2 separate regions of the Homo sapiens genome follow, and region 2 is linked to region 1. A link is a loop called in an ENCODE intact Hi-C map of the cell type or tissue named here. Cell type or tissue: heart left ventricle. All regions are shown on one strand. Each heading gives the region's core, and the rest is flanking DNA. Links, peaks and the distances in the headings are about the cores only.

Region 1 (9,989 bases), core at 1,990-9,989:
GTAGCTGAGATTACAGGCATCCACCACCACACCCCGCTAATTTTTGTATTTTTGGTAGAGATGGGGTTTCACCATGTTGGCCATGTTGATCTCGAACTCTTCACCTCAGGTGATCCACCCGCCTCAGCGTCCCAAAGAGCTGGGATTACAGACGCGAGCCACCACACCCAGCCAACTGCTTAAATTTTAATAGATGATCTTTCGCAAGTCATTTAAGCTCTCTGGGCTTGTGTTTATTCATCTGTATTCCAAGGGTATTGAAACTAGAAAATCTCTATTAGTATCTGCTAAACTTGAATGTCTGAAAGCCTAAAAATAGCATTCTTTTAAATTGTTACTTTAAAAGTCGGTAGAAATTTTACAAATAGAAACATAAAATGTATTATATTCCTTTTACCCCTAGAAAGCAGCTCAATTTACTTTTACCACTGGAAAAATAATCTATCTGTCATATCAGTGGCTACTCTTTAATTCAGTATTTTATTAGTCTTTGGCCTGCTGCAAATAAACATAGGACATAGGAAGATTTGGGTCACCAGAATTACAGTTTTTCCAGAGTCAGTCTCAGCTAAGTGGCATCATCAATTCAAATAAATTTCTGATATCAATCTTAAACAAGGCTCAGAAATAAGTGTATTGATGTATTTGGCTCACTGTAGACTTGGATTTATTTTACCCTCTGAAAATACCAACAAAAAAAATCTAAAACACTGTATTCTAATAATATGATAGAATTCTTGCATTATTTGCTGACAATAGTATATAGTTTTCCAATTTTTTATTTTATTAAAATACAACAGGAATAATAATGGTGTTGCATGAGGTCAAAATTAGAGATATTTTAACAGAGAAAATAAAGTATTTCTTACTAGTCAATCAGTATTTTTGAGATCCCATTGCATGCAAAGTAGTGTATCTAGAATGCTTTTAATTAATCATATATATATATAATTTTAAACTATGAATATACAGAACATTTGAAGACCTGTTTTATCTTGGCTGTTTAGCATTCCTTTTCTCATAAATACATAATATTTTCTTTTGGATTCTCTGTCAATATATCTTAATGTTGGTGCCTTTAATCCATAAATTTTCATATCTTCCTGTGTCATTTTTAACTGGTTACTAAATGGACACGTTACAGTTCCTGTAAATTTTGGGAGTGGTAGTAGGCATGCTTAATAGCCAGGTAAAATTAGGGAATTCTGTGGAGAATTGTCAGGCAATCAATTTTCCTAGTCATTAATAAATTAAAAAGAGAAACAAGCCAACGTAATCTTAGAAAAAAATAGTCCAGTAAAAAGTCTCACTTTGACAATTACACAAAAATAACCTTTTTACTCTGGAATAATTTATCAATTTTAGAAAAATATATTGGAAAAGTAGTAAATTCTACAGAAGGTATGTAGAGTGTGATGTGCTGAGTAAATATTTAGGCAAAAGGAAATAAGTATATACAAGTTTGACCCAATTTGAAGAAGTTTGATGGAGTGGTTGGGAAAAAAAGGAAAAATCAAGCTTGCTTGTGTCCTATGAGTAGTACAATCTAAATTGTATAGTATAACAGCAGGGAAGAATTTCTTAGGGCTAAAATAATTGAAGAAGGCTTTTGTCAAAGAGGTGATATTTGGATTGGGTCTAAACAGTTTGGTAAACATTTGATAGGTGAAGATATTTGAGAATGGGGCTGCAGTCAGAGGTAATAATACTGCAAAGGCAAAGAGCCTAAACAGGTTTGCTAATGTAAAGGACCGCTCTGGTTAATGGTTAGAAGGAAGAACATGAGGAAATGGGGGATTGGGGTCAAGAAACAGAAGAATGTTTCACACTTAGAAAATGTTCTTTTGCATGCATGACTATTTTTTCAATTTAATAAGATATAAATCACAGTTGCAACACGTTAGCCTTCAAGAAGAAAAAACTGGCCAAAAAAGAAAATTGCTGACAAATTTAAGAGGAGTTTTAGAGCTCACTGACCTGCACATTATGCTTTGCTTCTCTAAGCTTTACCTTCCAAGGCTCCTCAAGATAATTTGTTTCAATCCACTTGGACTAGGCACTATGTTCCCTGAACAAGTACAACCTTTTCCTGCCGCTGCATTTGCTGTAATGTAACAGTCTACCGAACTGTTCACAGGCAAGCCAAATTCCACTTCCTCAATCAAACCCTTTGCCAAGTTACCTTAGTCCTAAAAGATCCTTCCCTCCTGTTTTATTATTGAATTTAGATTGCACCATTCAGATAATACAATCAGCTTTGATTTGTAAATAGGTATGCATCTGTTTGCTCAATCCTACAAAATTATAAAATTCCTTAAAGACAGAAGCTGTGTAATGCAACTTTGCATGCTACAGGGTTTCGCATTTTCATAAGCTAGTCTACAAAAACAAAATCCGACTCACAAAATAATGCTAAATAAGAATTTGTTGAATGGATGCATTCCACTGCTGACACATTTTCATTCCCTTCATTTTTCTTCTTATCCTTATGAGGCAATCCTTATATTAAAATCAATTTTTATGCTTATCTTCTAACTGTTGGAGAATAAAATGATTGAAACATATTTAAGTTCACCCAGGAATGCTTTTACCATAAGGGCAAAAAGTGACATCAGGAACATCTAGGGATTATCCCAATAACTGTGGACGAAGGAAGCAATTTAAATATCTTTCTGATTTACTTACTTGAATTAGAATGCAGTATGAAGTTGGGGGAAGGAAACTGAGCAGCAGTCACGCAGGCTCATTCTACCTGATCTATGTAATTCCATACTATCAGTGCTGGGGAAGAATGGGCAATAATAATAATAATAATGATATAAATATATAACAAAATAAAAATAATATAGCAATAGTAAATATAATAATTACAATGGGTTATTCTGTTAGGCTGTATTTTTGCTTGAAGGGATGGTTTGGCACTCTGTAGCAGATACAGTGTTTATCTCTTAAACTGATTATTCCAAATTTTTTAACCTACATAAACACAAATGAATTCTTCCTAAAGTAACTGTTCAAAAGGTTAAATTTCTTTTTTGATTAACCCTCCAGGATAAGGATTTGGGTTGTTGTTTGGGAGCACTTTTATACACAGGTAGCTCTTACAACAACCACATCAAGGCGCCTCTGAGAAAGGGCGGTGGGGAATTAGATCCTCTATTTTAATCATATTTATTCCCAAGTAATTTATTCATCAATCTCCACCTCAACCCTGAAAACTTTAGGTCTCAGAAACTGACACTGAAAGGCACCTATAAGCCTCTCTTACAGTCGAAAGTCACCTAAATATGGCTGGGACTAGAGTGACGCTATGGAGACATTCTCCTTTGGCAAAAATTTTAAAGGGCCGCCTAGAAACTCAGTAATGAAGATACTTAATATTTTTAGACAATCTTTTTAAATATCAAAATTCTTGCAAAAAAGTCCATGATGAACAAAATATCAAAAATTTAAATAAAGACAGGATCATACCCTGCACTTGCGTGACTCACCTCACTCGCCTCATCCTAGTCTCCTGGGTTTTTGTCACAAGCTTAAATTTTGTGCCTGAGGCGAGTACCTCAATGGCTTTATGCTAGTCTAGGTTCTGAGTCCTAAACACTTTCGTGGATAGCACCTTCTTGAGTCCTTTCACTAAATGCAACCTTCAGATTAAAAATCTATTCTCAGTGTTTTTCATTTGGATAGACCTCTGCTATTACACATTTCCCTCGGAGTCCCGCTGAATTCTTCGTATACCTCCTCCAAGTGGGATAACGGTATAGCTCCCGGTTTTGTCGCTACTCTACACCTGCGGAAAACACGCCATTTTGGCACCCTCCTCTTGCCAGCACCACAGTTCTGCTTTGGCAGGATGTTCCCACACCAGAGAAACATCTCCACTCTTTTGCGCTTTCTGAATGAATGTTCTTGTCGGTTCAACACCATCCCGCCAAAGGTGGCAGGGAAAGACCGGAGCCCAGACTCAACTGGTCTTAAAAGCACTTATCCCGCTAGGAATAGGGAAGGGTGGCGGGTTTGGAGGCTGTGAAGAAAGCAACTGTTGTGGCTTTCGCCTGTCATTATAACATAAAAGAAAAAAAAACTGATCAAGTCAGCTCTGGCTTTCCTGCTGTTCTTATTCCTGATCGCTTAGCCCTTGCTAAGTTCGCGTGCTCCGCCACTACACCAGCGGTTAGAGCCGACAGGGAACGAGGGCTTCGGGCAAGTTCGCGGGCCACGCCCCTCAAAGCCGGCTGCCTCTTCTTATTGGCCTGAGAGCCTGTCACTCCAATGTGGCTCCCACTCCGGTTAACCATTCACGTAGTTTGGTTGCGTCTTGGCGTGTTTAATGTTGCCAATAACGAGGGATTTTTTTTTTTTCCAGAGGAGAGTACAGGTCGTGCTGCAGTTAGTTCATTGAAAACTCATTTGCTCTTGGAGCAGTCAGGCAGTGACTGCCTTCGGCTTTTTTTCTGCTGACTAAGATCTCCTATAGAGAGCTACAACAATGCCCAAAAGAAAGGTAAGTGAAATGGAAAGACAGACGGGGAATGAGCTGCTGAGTTACCTATTTCCTAATAGGAAGAATTTATTTGTTTGTTTGGTTTTTTTTAAAGCTTTTTGGCTTCTTCCATTTTGTGATGTAATGAAACGGAAAGGGGTAGAAGGGCAAAGAGCAGTCGGTGTAAGGTTTAGGATGGTCTTGCATGCAACTGGTAGTTCACTTTTGGAGTGTTCTGTTTAAGGAGAGAATCTCTTGAAAGGTGTCTCCATGCTGAATTACAAACAGCCATAGCGCTGGGCTGTCGCTTCCTACCCCAACCCCCTTCCTCCGCTTACCCTATTGGAGAACACTTCTCCCAACCATACTTCAGTTTCCTCCTCTGCCACCGGCTTTTCTCGGGGAACCGTCCCGTCTGGGGAACGAAAGCCATGGCTTTCTCCTGTATTTGCCTTTGTTCTTCCCGTTTTCTTTTTTCTTTTTTTTTTTTCCTTCCCTCCTCCTCCACTTCTTGTCAGGCCAGATGGCTATGCAATGGTAATCCTGTGCCATTAGGCGGCGCAGACTTCAAACTGTCCTAGAGAACAGAGATTCACCGCTGTAATTAGAAACTTTAGGGGTGAGAAAGCTGGACCTTTCCAAGCTCTTTAGCTAAAGATGGGAAGATTATAAGGAGACAGCGTCGGATAAACTTGCTGATGTTGGGGTAGCATGGATTTGTTCACTTTAGTAGTGCAGAATTGATCTGAGCCTTTCGAGCTCCACAGGTCTTCTGCAAACCCTCACTTCACAATTCCTGGCTCCTCGCAGACAGGAAACAAGTTCACGCTCGGCGTTTTTTTCTTAGTCCCCTAGAAGTGAAATCGAACGCTGTTTCATTGCTTGGTAAAACCGTATAACACTATGCTAAGACATTATGATTGTTTTTGGATTATTCCTATAAACAACTCCGCCTTCCTTATTCCTAAAACATAGGAATAATACTGAAATTCCCCCGTGCTCTGTGGCTGTCTGAATCGTGCAATAGCTTGATAATTCTCAGGCTAAAGGGCTGCTCAGATATGGAAAACAACTGTTTCTAATCACCATCCCCCCTTCCTGAGATTCCCGCCACTGTGCTTTTCTATACTTGTGCAGTAGGTCTTGCTGTTTTCCAGAGCTGACAGCAACCTTAAAGCAGGTAGTGGCGGGAAGTTTTAAAATCGGCGGCCAGTTTCTTAGAATAAAGCATTGACTTTGTAACAAAGAGGTCTCCCCAAGAAAACACTGTGGGGGCTGTAATTCTTGCATGCAAAACTTGGAGAAAATAGTCCAGAATCAGTGGAGAGGATAAGATAGGTACAATTGCATGGCAAACATAAGGCAAGAAAGCGAAATTGCATGAAGCTCCGCCTTCATTTGACCCACCCCCACATTTTTGGCTTTTACATTATCTAAAGCAGGTGGATTTCAAAATTACAAAGGTTTGCTTTTAGGAGATGCAATTTACACAAAAGGATGAAATTAACTATCAATTGTGTAAAAGTATGTCTTGTGCATGCACTTGCATCTTGGTGCACATTAGTAAAACAGCAGTATGTAGCATGGTTCCTAAGAAACAACACGTGTCTACTTGAGCAGGAACCCAGGAGAAAGTAATAAGCAATTATATTGAAATTTGTAATCCGCAGGCAGTATTTTCTGATTTATGTGTTTATATCAATGACCTTATTTCTGTGTGGTTTTCTCCTCTGTGTAGGCTGCAGGTCAAGGTGATATGAGGCAGGAGGTGAGTTTCTTTAGTCTTAGCATCTATTAGGAAAAACCACTCGTTTTATAAACTTGACATAAGCAGCTAAAAAATAGATGCTGGTTGGTATATTTGTACAATATGAGTTCCAATATGGTATACCAGTGGGATCTCTCAAAAATATATATCCGAATTTCAGAAGAGAGGACTTTTTAAAATTGCCATTCAGAATAAAAGAAAAGGCTTTTTCACTTTTTTTTATAGAAATGATGGTACGGAAATATTCTTGACAATAGAGATGTGCTAATATTTTATTTGGGTGTTTTGTGGGTTAGACTATGATTTGGTGTGTGTACTTTACAGGCTTACATGTTGCTTACTTTAGAAAGTTGAGGCTCTAAATGACTGTTCACATATGTGAAACATTTCTTAAAGTACTATATAGTTTTTGTTATTGCATTAAATATATATTGTTCTAACTCCTAGAGTATGCCATCTTCTATATGTCCTACAAAGCGAGAATCATTGTTGTGCGACAATTATATTAAAGAAACCTCTCAGTTTACCTTTATGGCCTTGTTAATCTAATATTTTGGTCAATGCATATTATTAATTTTAATCTAATTAATGCACAATAAAAATATACTGAGTGTGAAAAAAATGTATATATAGTAAGTATTAAAAACTGCAAGCTTCTTCGAATTTAAGACCTTATTGTGCTTGTTCAGATGTGGAGAGAACTTCTTCCTTTTAAGCAAAATAATTGCTTTGTCATTTGGCAAGAAAAGGCTATATTTTCATTTCTAAATGTGCTCCTTGTTACTAGCTACTGTGTTAATTTAGCCTAGCTGCTTAAGCTTAATTTGGGACTTTTTCCTTAGTATGTAAAGTGTTCAGAGGACGGAAAAATCAAAACTTATATTTCTCTTGTATTTTCTAACCAAATTCACAATTACTTAATGACAATATTTATGTATTGTTACACCAAATATTTTGACCTCAATAAAAATAATTCTAGCTTTTTGTATCCATAATTCTCTTAACAGATTTTTGTTTTTAACTTATAGCCAAAGAGAAGATCTGCCAGGTTGTCTGCTGTAAGTAATCTTTTCAAAAAGCAGCCCATGTATTGTGAAACGTCATTTTAAAATTTAGGGAATCCTAAAATATTCAATACACGATTTATTTTTGAAGTTTTAAGAAAAACTTTCACACCAAGGAAATGTATTTTTTTTCCTAATACTCATTTATTTTAATTCAGAGGTTGGATTTCATTTTTAGCGTTCTTTCTTCAAATATGATTTTTTTCCTTTTCTTTTCTTTTCCCACAACTTGAAGCAGATGCTTGTGCCAGTTACACCAGAGGTGAAGCCTAAAAGAACATCAAGTTCAAGGGTAAATATTCAACGTAGAATATTGAAATAAATTTGCTTTTTTTTTCAAAAATAATTTTTGAAATGGCATACAGCTGATCATTTTACTTTGCTTATATTTTGTTCAGTTAGTAATATATTATATTCTATCATATGATACATGTAAACCCCTTGGGTGGGGATTATTTGTTCTGTTTTGTGATTGTCCACAGTGTTTTGACATTTTCACTGGGTAGAGACAAAACAATTTCAGTTGGATAGGCCCATTAAATGTACATGCCTTTGCTATCATATAGTGACAATACTGTTTCCCTGGGAAAACAAAAGGTGAAAACAGTAGTAACCCCAAAGTTGTGCTTTGTAATAAAAGTAGTAACTAACATTTGATAATATTTTACAGTTGGCAAAGTATATAAGATTATATATAATTATATATATAATATATGTAAGATGTATTTGCATATGTTAATTTTAAATGGACACAATTGATTTTGTATGGACTTATATACTCTGGTGTTATGGCTAAAGGCATGTAGAAATAGATATAATCTCAATATTTAGTTTACTGCTAATTGCTTAATACATAAGAATATTGATTGAATTCCTGAAATCATAAAAGGTTAAAGCTATGAGAAACATTAGAGAGCATCTAATCCTATCACTTTGTAGTTGAAGAAAGTATAAACTGTCATTATGTTCATAAATGAAATCCTTTATTAAAAAATATTGCTAAACTTAGGGAAATTGAAGTTTTAGTAATAATTGATATATTTAATGGTGACAAAAGAAAAGAAGGTTTTTTTTTCTGCATTTTACTTTTCAAGTCCACTATTATATAAGGTTAAATATTCAACTTACTAGTTTTTAAAACAGTAAATACAGCATATTTTCTTTTAAAAAGAAAAGTAAGGCCAGACGTGGTGGCTTACACCTGTAATCTGAGTACTCTGGAAGGTTGAGATGGGCAGATTGCTTGAACGTAGGAGTTTGAGACCAGCCTGGGCAACATAGAAAATCACCATCACCACAGAAAATACAAAAATTAGCCGGGCATGCCTGTAGTCCCAGCTGCTTGGGAGGCTGTTGTGGGAGGATTGCTTGAGCCTGGGAGGAGGAGGTTGCAGTGAGCAGAGATTGCCTCACTCCAGCCTGGGCGACAGAGGGAGTCCCTGTCTCAAAAAAAAAAAAAAAAACGGAAAAAAAAGAAAAGAAAAGAAAAATAGGGCTAGACTAAAACATATACTATATAACCATAGACTTTACCCTCCTTGGCTCTGTTTCTCATGTGTTAAAAGAGTAATAACTTATATCTAAATTACAAATTACAGTTTCTAAAGCATTTTTTTCATGTGTTTTCTCATTTTCTCCTTGTAACATCCCCGTGAGGTGGGTGGTATTACTCTCTTTTTATATATGAAAATAACAGCCTCAAAGATACTTATGCCTTTGCTCAAGATCACATCACATAAGTGGCAGATCTAGAATTCAAACACAGGTTTTCCGGCCCCTCAATCCAGTGGTCTTTCTATTACATACACAGGTAGGCAAAAATTTTCTTGGTGAAGTCGTCATGAATCAGGGCATTCCAAACTTGTAGATACAAAGATTGAAACACTTACATCACCATAAGGTCTTTTAAAAATATATCTAAATTGTTGTTCTCACTAACAGCATTTCTCTTAATTATTACCAATGGAGGCGTAACGATCAACAAAACCCTGTTCCTTATTAATTAGACTTGACAGAAATAAACTGACCCTCTCTAGACAGAGGGAATTAATTGATCAGTCTAACCTGATGCCAGCAGTTTGTCCTTGGCAGCAACTAGTCAGCATTCTAACTGGTTGCCTCTCATCTATATCACTCAACTTAAAAGGAAATTTATTTTGTTTATATCAAGGGAACATTGTTCATTTTTAATCCTGCTTTAGGCTTACAATGAAATTTACAATGAAGATATTATATGATAATTTTGTTGATACCAGATTTATATGTGATACTTTAAAGAGTTTGCATAAATTATTACAACAGCTGGTAAAATAATTGTGACCATTTAATCAACACAGCAGTTAAATTGTATATTTACTTTCATTGTTTTATATTGCTTGGCAGAAAATGAAGACAAAAAGTGATATGATGGAAGAAAACATAGATACAAGTGCCCAAGCAGTTGCTGAAACCAAGCAAGAAGCAGTTGTTGAAGAAGACTACAATGAAAATGCTAAAAATGGAGAAGCCAAAATTACAGAGGTATTTTCTAATGTTAACAGTTTTATCTATTTGAAAGTTTAACAATGGGTACAACTGAAAGAAATCCTATTTGCCTTTTAGTTTATAAGTTGGAAAAAAATTAAGTGAGCAGTGGTTCTATAGTATAATGGTATCTAAGAGGAAAATAAAATTA
Region 2 (9,989 bases), core at 1,390-9,389, 260 kb before region 1:
AATCAACTCAAGATGGATTAAAGATTTAAATGTAAAACCTAAAAGTATAAAAACCCTTGACAAAAACCTAGGAAACACCATTCTGGACATAGGGCCTGACAAAGATATCATGATGAAGATGGCAAAGGCAATTGCAACAAAAACAGAGACCTAATTAAACTAAACAGCAAAAGAAACTATCAACAGAATAAGCAGACAACCTACCAAATGGGGAAAAAATTTGCAAACTATGCATCTGAGAAAGTTCTAATATCCAGAATCCATAAGGAACTTAAGCAAATTAACAACAACAAAAAATGCTACTCCACTAAAAAGTGGACTAAGAACATAACAGACACTTCAAAAGAAGACATACATGCCGCCAAGAAGCATATGAAAAAATGTTCGACATCACTAATCATTAGAGAAATGCATATTAAAACTGCAACGAGATACCATCTTACGCCAATCACAATGGCTATTGTCAAAAAGTCAAAAAATAACATATGCCAGTGAGGTTGCAGAGAAAAGAGAATGCTTGCACACTTCTGGAGGAAATATAAATTAGTTCAGCCACTGTGGAAAGCAGGTTGGAAATTTCTCCAAGAATTTAAAACAGAACTACCATTTGACCCAGAAATTCCATTATTGGGTATATACCCAAAGGGACATAAATTATTCTACCATAAAGACACACATGTGGCCGGGCGCGGTGGCTCACGCCTGTAATCCCAGCACTTTGGGAGGCCGAGGCGGGCGGATCACAAGGTCAGGAGATCGAGACCATCCCGGCTAACACGGTGAAACTCCGTCTCTACTAAAAATACAAAAAATTAGCCGGGCATGGTGGTGGGCGCCTGTAGTCCCAGCTACTCGGGAGGCTGAGGCAGGAGAATGGCGTGAACCCGGGAGGCGGAGATTGCAGTGAGCCGAGATCACGCCACTGTACTCCAGCCTGGGCGACAGAGTGAGACTCCGTCTCAAAAAAAAAAAAAAAAAAAAAAAAGACACACATGCACACATATGGTTATTGCAACACTATTCATAGTAACAGAGACGTTAAATCAACCTAGATGCCTATGAATGGTAAACTGGGTAAAGAAAATGTGGTACATATACACCACGGAATACTACATAGCTATAAAAAAACAATGATATTGTGTTTATTGCAGCAACATGGATAGAGCTGGAGGCTATTATCCTAAGAGAATTAACACAGGAACGGAAAACCAAATACTGCATATTCTCACTTGTAAGTGAGAGCTAAACATTGAGTACACATGGACACAAAGAAGGGAACAATACACATCAGGACCTACTGGAGGGTGGAGGGTGAGAGGAGGGTTGGGGTCAAAAAACTAGAAATAAATATCAGGAGAATATTTGTAAATTCACAAATATGTAGAAATTAAATGGCACACTCCTAAATAGCCAATGGATTAAAGAAGGAATCCCAAAATGAGTTTGAAAATATCTGTAGATTGATATAAATGAAAACACAACATACCAAAACACTAAGATACAGTGAAATCTAAAGCTTAAAGGAAAGGCTTCTTTTTAATATTCCAAAAACAATAAAGATCTCAAACAAATACCTTAACCTTTCACCCTAAGAATTAAAAATAGAAAAACAATCTAAACACAAACCAAGAGAAGGAGGAAATAATAAGTATTAGTATATAAATAAATGAAATAGAGAATAAAAACAATAGAGAAAAATCAACAAACTCAAATGTTTGTTCATTGAAAACATCAAGAAATATGGCCAAACTTTATCAACATGGACAGAGAAAAAAAGGAAAGCTGCAAACTACTAACATTAGGAATAAACAGGGAACATTGTTACTGAACTTATAAAAATAGAAAAGATGATAAGGAAATGCAATATACCATATGCCAACAAATAGGTATCTTTGAGCCAGGACAATTTGACTAAGAAAAAAAAATAAAGTAATACAGCTTGTAAATAAGAAGTAAAACTACCTCTATTTGTGGATGACAGTATGTTGTAACTAGAAAATCCTAAGGAATCCACCAAATAATAATTAAAACAATCAAACAATTTGAACAAGATTGAACTTCAACAGGATTGCAGAATACAATACCAATATTGAAAAAAAAATTGTGTTTCTCTACATTAGCAGTGAATAATCTGGAAGTAAAATTAACAAAGAGATTCTATTTATAATACTATAAAAAATAAAAGAATAAGAATTAATTTAATGGGAGAATTTCAAAACTTATTTTCTGAAAATAACAAAACATTGTTGGAAGAAATTTTAAAAGACCTAAATAAAGAAAAAGACAATAGCTCATTCATGGATTAGACAGCTTAGTGTTTTTAACATGACAATACTCTCAAATTGAAAAGCAATCCATATCAAAATCCTGGATAGCATTTTTTTGGTAGAAATTGACCAGATGATCCTTAAATTTATATGGAAGTGCACAGGACTCAGAATAGTCAAAACAGCAATATTCACAATACCCAAAATATGGAATTAACCTAAGTGCCCATCAGTGGATGAATGGATAAAGAAAACGTGATACATAAACAATGCAATATCATTCAGTCGTAAAAAAAGAATAAAATCCTGTCATTTGCAGCAACATTGATGGAACTGGAGGCCATTATGTTACGTGAAGTAAGGCAAGCACAGAAAGACAAATATTGCATGTTCCCACTCATATATAGGAACTAAAAAAGTTTATCTCATGGAGGTAGCAAGTGGAGCATTGATTACCAGAGGCCAGAAGAGGAGAGGGGAGTGGAAGAGGAGGGAACAAAAAAGGACATAAGTGTATTTATTGCCACTGAACTGTATATTTAAAATGGTAATGATGGTACGTTTTAAAAAATTAAAAATAAAAAAAGAAAATGGAGGATGGAGCCATGAGACAAGGAATGTGGCAGCTCTAGAAGCTTGAAAAGACAAAATAAATTATCTCTTAGAGCCTCCAGAAGGAACACAGTCCAGCTAACACCTTGATTTTGGCCCAGTGAGACTTGTGTCAGATCTCTAACTTACAGAACTGTAATATGATAAGTTTGTAACACTTAAAAACTATATAATCTATAGCCTTGGAAGAAATATATTTGTAGAACAGAAGCCAGCAAATTATGTTTGTAATGGACTAGAGAGTAAGTACCTTTAGTTTTGTAAGTTACATGGTCTCCATTTCAACTACCCAACTCTGTCTTTGGAGCATGAAGGCAGCCATAGACAATATGTAAAGAAATAGACATGGCTGTGTTCTAATAAAAATTTATTAATTAACACTGAAAAAAGTCAAAACAATCTTGGAAAAGAAGAAAAAGTTAAAAGAGTTATACTTTATGATTTTAAAAGGCTGCTACTAAACTAAAGCAATCAAGACTGTATAGTACTGGCATAAAGAGAAACATATAGCTCAATGAAATGGAATTAAGAATATAAGAATAAAGCCTTCATATTTAGGGTACATTGATTTTCGCCAAGGGTGTCAGGAGAATTTAATGGGGAAAGAATAGTCCTTTCAGCAAATAGTACCCTAACAACTAGATATTCTCATGCAAAACAAGGAAGTTGGACTCCTACTTCATACCATAAACAAAAATTTACTCAAAATGAATCATAGACCTAAATATAGGCACTAAAATGATAAAACACTCAGAAGAAAACATAAGTGCAAACTTTGTTATATTGGATTTGGCAAAGCCTTGTTAGACATGACAAAGCACAAGTAACCAAAGAAAAAATATATACATTGAACTTCAAAATTAAATAATTTTGTGTGTAAAAGAACATGATCAAGACAGTGAAAATATAATACATAGAATGGGAGAAAATATTTAGAAATTATATAACTGATAAAGGTATAGTATCCAGAATATGTGAAGAACTATTACTACTCAACCACAAAAAGGCAAAAAATTCAATTTATAAGTAAGAAAAAAAGTTTAGATATTTTTCTAGAAAAGATATACAGAAGGCTAACAAACACATGAAAAAATGCTCCACATCATTAGTCATCAGGGAAATGCAAATCAAAACACCATGAGATATCACTTCAGACTGACTAGAATGGCTATGATTAAAAAATGGACAATAACGAATGATGATAAAGTGGAAAAATTAGAATGCTCAAACATCGTCGATTGGAACGGAATATGGTGGAATTCTGGGAAAACCAATTTGGCATTTCCTCAAAAAGTTAAACATAGCAGTTACCATAGAACCCAGCATTTCCGCTTTTATACATATAACCAAGATAAATGAAAACATATACCCACACAAAAACTTTTACACAGATGTTCATAACTACACTATTTATAATAACAAAAAAACTGTTAAAAATCAAAATGCTCATCAACCGATACATGGGTAAACAAAATTTTGTATATTCACACAACGAAGTATTTTTCAGCCATAAAAAAGAATGAAGTACTTATAACATGCTACAACATGGATGAAACTTGAAAGCATTATACTACATGAAAAAAGCCAGTCACAAATGGCCATTTATTTCATGATTCAATTTATATGAAGTGTCCAGGAAAGACAAATTCACAGAAACAGAAAGTAGATTAGTAGTTGCCAAGAACTTGGAGGAGAGAGTAATAGGAACTGACTGTTAATGAGCATGGAGTTTATTTTTGGGGTAACCAAAATGTTCTGAAATTAGATAGTGGTGATGATTGCACAACTTTGTGACCATACTAAAAACAAATGAAACAAAAATGTACAAACAAACATTGTACATTTTAAAGTGAAACAGATGTAATTTATGGTGCGTGAATTATAAATCTGTTATTAAAAAATACTCTGGGCATCAGTAGCCAAAATTATACTATAAATAATAGTCTTGGCTGTGCCCAGTGGCTCATGCCTATAATCCCAACACTTTGAGGGGCAGAGGAGGGAGGATCCCTTGAGCCCAAGAGTTACAGACCAGCCTGGGCAACATGGTGAAAACCCCTGTCTACAAAAAATATTTTTTTCATTAGCCCAATGTGGTGGCACATGCCTGTAGTCCCAGCTACGCGGGAGGCTGAGGTGAGAGAATCACCTGTGCCAGGGAGGTTGAGGCTGCAGTGAGCCGTGAGCACCCCGTGCCACTGCACTCCAGCCTGGGCAACAGAGTGAGACCCTGTCTCAAAAAAAAATGTTGAGAATAATAGAAGCTGGCATAAGAAGCATATTTCCACCTATGAGCTTCATAGACTAGACTAGGGAGGTAAAGCATCACAGACAATAATACAGTCTTACTCCAGCTATGGTTTCTTAGAAAGGGTTCTGAGAACAGAATATCTGAAAAATGAGGGTGCATGCGTCCTTCTTTAGACTTAGAATCCTGGAAGACAGTAGCTTCCCTGCATCAACATGTTAACAGGGATGGAGGGAACTTCACATGGCACAGCATGATAAAGGGGTAGTTATATTTTCTCATACTACCAAAAAATGATGAAGTACAACAAGAGAGGGGATGGGAGAGAGAGGGAGAGAAAAAGAGAGAAATCCTGACGGGTTGTGATTTTGATTTTGAGAAGTAAATACTGCAGAGGGTGGGGGATTAGGTGAAGTGTAGTTTGGGCAAATAAAATATGTATTTGAAGCCATCTCAGCAGGTTCTAGCATAGGGGAAACATTAGCTAAAGAGAGATGGATTTCCACGCTTTAGCGGATGCCAGTATGGACAGACATTAATGACTAAGTGCCTCCTTGCAGATGCCATGATACTATTTGAGCAGCTGGAAATGTTTATGCCACACTGGGGAAAGAGGATGAGGTGAGGACAAGCTCTTGTTAGACTGAATTTGAGCCCTAAAATAACTGAGAAACCTTAAAGTTACTTGAGCTTACCCAGAATTGATTAATAGCAAATTTCAGCCACTAGGTGGACTCAAAACCCAAGGTTGAAATGAAGTTTGGTTATGGAAAAATAATGACTTTTGGAACACTTGAATAAATGGCTTACGAAAGTCAGTATTCCTGCGTAAATTCTACTAATATAGTAGAACAAATTTTAAAACTTTACTGTCAAATTTAAATGTGTAATCAAAAACTACTCATATTTTCTTCTTTCATGAATGAACTTCCAGTCCCTTATGCAAGTTTTATTTCTAGATAACAGAATCCAGGATTGGATAAGACTTCATAAAACACCTGGTCTCATGCACTCTCCTTAACTGTACCTACGCCCTCCCTGAATATCTTCAGTGACATAGAAATTCAGAATTCATAATGCAGCCCATCCTATTTTGGACTGTTCTAATTGTTCGAATATTTTTTTAATGATCCAAAATCTATCTTGAATGCCTATAAGCTGGTCCTAATTCTGGTATGATTAATTTATTTATTCCTTTGATAAATATGTAACAGACACCATGCTAGGCCTGGAAGTTGTAACAGGAAACAAGACAGGCATAGTGTAGAGGCTAAGACACACATTAAACACAGATCAAGCACCCTTATCTTTCCCTGGCTTACACAAAAGCTGTGGGTTATAAAGGAATTTAGGAGAAAGCGAATACAACAGACCACCTTTTCACAAGTAGTGCCTGTTTGTCAAGATAGTTATTGAAATAAATGGTTCATGAAATCTGAAATAGATGGGAAGGAAAGTGAAAATAGAAGGAGGCTACCATAAAGGAAAAAGTCAGAGGTATCAATGGACTAGAAGTCAAAGAACTATTATGGTAGGAGTGTTTGCATAAACACTCTGGAAGATAGGAGACTCTCATGAGAAAATAGGATGCTTGATGAAGATTAGCACATTTGGGGGTATCTTCAGTAACAACATCTCTGGAAGTTAGTCAGTACTACAGCATAATCTAACATCTTCATTTCCAACTGTTAAGGACTGAGTGTATCTCCCCCAAATTTATATGTTATAATTATACCCAATAATATGATATATTCAGAAGCAGAACTTTTGGGAGGTAATTAGAGTTAGATGAGGTCAGGTGGGTAGGGTCCTCATGATGTGATTAGTATCCTTATAAGAAGAGAGGGTGACCAGAGCTCTCTCCACCACATGAAGATACAATGAGAAGGTGGTAGTCTGAAAGCTAGGAAGAGGGCTTACTATGAACAGAATCTCTCACCTTGATCTCGGACTTCTCGCCCCCACAACTGTGAGAAAATATGTATCTGTTGTTTAAGCCATCCATCTATGTTATTTTATTATAGCAGCCCCAAAAGACTAAGACAGCAACCTAGAAACTGTTTTCTGGTGTACAAAGAAAATTGTAACCTCAAATATAATTTTCCATCATATGGATTAAATTAGTTATTTCTGGTAAATCACCTACAAATGTTGCTTGACACATAATAAGCACTCAATAGATGTTACATTATTGTTACTATCATTACTATTGTTATATTTACTTCAATCTCTAGAATGAGTTACAAGAAACTTAAGAACCTTTGGAATTTGCAGGAGGGAAAGAAAGTTAAAAAACTGCATGAATAATATTTTAACATTTGTACAGACTTTGCTGTTGGTTTACAAAGCACCTCCAAACACATTTTACATATATATATATATGTGCAGAGTATATATACATATTATATATTTTTATATATGCAGAGTATATATTTATCAATATATATGCATATATAATTTTCACAATATTCCTTTGAGGTATAAGTAGGAAAAGTAGTAACCTGATTTTACAGATGAGGCAGTGACTCCCAAAAGCTCTGATAATAGGCAATCTATAATGTGAGCCTGATTAATCTGACCTCACCTCTGATGTTCTTTTTTCTCTTCTGCCTCCCCTGATAATAATAGAGCGGAAAAAGAAACCTTAAAAAGCTAACTGGTCCAAGCTAGTCTAAGTTTAAATAGAGAGCAGGAAATCTAAAATAATTATTCAGAACTTTATCATTATTTTCTTGATTACTTTGTAAAATTCTCTTAGAGAAGCCTTCTTTCTGGCTTCTGTACCTGTTCCTCAGAACTGTGTTTTTCTGTCCTTTCCAACTGAGGAACTATTCCTATAATTAGTTGTTCTTTCCACACATGAGACTCCAACATCCTTTTCTTTCTCTTCTGCACTAGTCACTTCTTCCTAAAGGAAGACAACACTGCCTTACTCGTAGAAAATCAGCGCATAGTTTTATTTCTCTTCCATTATGCTTCTTTAACAAGTCTTGCACCATTTTGAATCAAATCCATTACAATTAGGTACGTTCCTTGTCTTATCTGTTTTAAGGGTATTAAGTATGTGATTTTGGGGGGATCATCCAAAAGTTTTGCATTGTGTCTAATAAATGCTAAAGATGAAGTCAGAAAACGGCTTGCCTGCTCAGGTTAAGCCTTTTATAGACTTTTCATAGGATACTTTTAATATTTATTCTAAGTGTGAAAAATTGTAAGAGCAAAGGACTCCCCATTCAATAAATGGTGCTGGGATAATTGGCTAGCCATATGCAGAAGATTGAAACCAGACCCCTACCTTACACTACATACAACAATCAATGCAAGATGGATTGAAGACTTAAATGTAAAACCTGAAATTGTAAAAATCCTTGGAGATAACCTAGGAAATATCAATCTGGATATAGAGCCTGGCAAAGATTTCATGATGAAGACACCAAAGCAATTGCAACAAAACAAAAATTGACAAACGTAATTTAATTAAAGAGCTTCTGCAAAGAAAAGAAACTATCAACAGCATAAACAGAAAACCTACACAGTGGCAGAAATTATTTGCAGACTGTGCATCCAACAAAGGTCTAATATCCAGAAACTATAAGGAACTTATACAAATTTACCAAAACCCCCCAAACCACCCCATTAACAAGTGGGCAAAGGACATGACCAGACACTTTTCAAAAGAAGACATACATGCGGCCAACAAGCATATGAAAAATTACTCCATATCACTAATCATTAGAGAAATACAAATCAAAGCCACAATGAGATACCATCTCACACCAGTCAGAATGACTATTATTAAAAAGTCAAAAAATGACAGATGTTGGAGAGATCGTGGAGAAAAGGGAACGCTTATTTTGTTGGTGGAAGTGTAAATTAGTTCAACCATTGTGGAAAGCGGCATGGCAATTCTTCAAAGAGCTACAAACAGAACTACCTTCCAACCCAGCAATCTCATTACTGGGTATATAACCAAAGTAATATAAATAATTCTATCATAAAGACACATGCACATGTACGTTTGCATCACTCTCCACAATAACAAAGACATAAAATCAGCCTAAATGTCCATCAACAGTAGACTAGATTAAGAAAATGTGGTACATATACACTACTGAATACTATGCAGCCATAAAAAAGAATGAGATCATTTCCTTGGCAGCAATATGGATAGAGCTGGAGGTCATGATCTTAAGCAAACTAATACAGAAAAAGAAAACCAATACTGCATGTTCTCACTTGTAAGTGGGAGCTAAACAATGAGAACACATGGATACTAGGAGAGAAACAACAGACACTGGGGCCCACTTGAGGGTGGTGGGTGGGAGGAGAGAGAGGATCACAAAAAAATTACCTACTGGTTATTACATTTATTACCTGAGTGATGAAATTATCTGTATACCAAATTCTCATGACACACAGTTTACCTACATAACAAACCTGCACATGTACTCTTGCACCTAAAATACATTTTTAAAAAAGCATAAAAATCACACCTGCATTTCCAAGTCACATTGCACTTCAACAGAGTCCAATCTTTCCCATGAAATACTGTATGAGAGATTCTGCAAAGCAAGGGTAGATGACCCTGTATCCATCTGTGTCCTTCAATATTGGGTCTCCCAATTCCTCACCTAGACCCCCAACCTCTTCAGGAAAAAAAAGTAATTGTCTTGAATTATTTTCTACTTGTTTAATGTTTCCTAATCTTATCTTCTCATTTAGAATATGCAACTCCCTCGAATAGGGGAACCCTTCTGTACCACTTACCTCCCTCAGGCTCCAACATTCATTGTTCATGGATACAGGTGAAAAGGAAAAAAAAGTTACCTTCAGCAAGTCATTTACTCTTTCTTACTCTACAT

What was found. A loop is a pair of places that touch in the nucleus more often than their neighbours do. Peaks named below come from ENCODE experiments on the same cell type or tissue, not always from the same donor. Only the 100,000 strongest peaks of a DNase experiment are listed, where the experiment ranks them.
Region 2: it touches region 1 in a loop (6-fold over the local background); 4 of 110 quality-filtered maps call a loop at or near these places.

The regions. Positions count from the first base shown.
Region 1 is chrX:81,116,050-81,126,038 of GRCh38, reverse strand. It overlaps HMGN5 (high mobility group nucleosome binding domain 5), which reads left to right. Exons shown (of 7, transcript NM_030763.3): 2 at 4,367-4,504; 3 at 6,222-6,251; 4 at 7,280-7,309; 5 at 7,554-7,607; 6 at 9,698-9,835. The coding sequence starts at 4,490. Among named protein-coding and RNA genes, the nearest start is that of HMGN5, 81 kb to the left of the region's middle. RefSeq lists an enhancer at 3,858-4,087. In heart left ventricle, for the core only: a CTCF peak has its summit at 5,029; a DNase peak (open chromatin) is centred at 4,218; H3K4me3 peaks cover 2,601 bases; H3K27ac peaks cover 349 bases.
Region 2 is chrX:81,373,406-81,383,394 of GRCh38, reverse strand. No RefSeq gene overlaps it. Among named protein-coding and RNA genes, the nearest start is that of SH3BGRL, 180 kb to the right of the region's middle. In heart left ventricle, for the core only: a CTCF peak has its summit at 5,850 (motif pointing right); no DNase peak of the experiment used is centred there.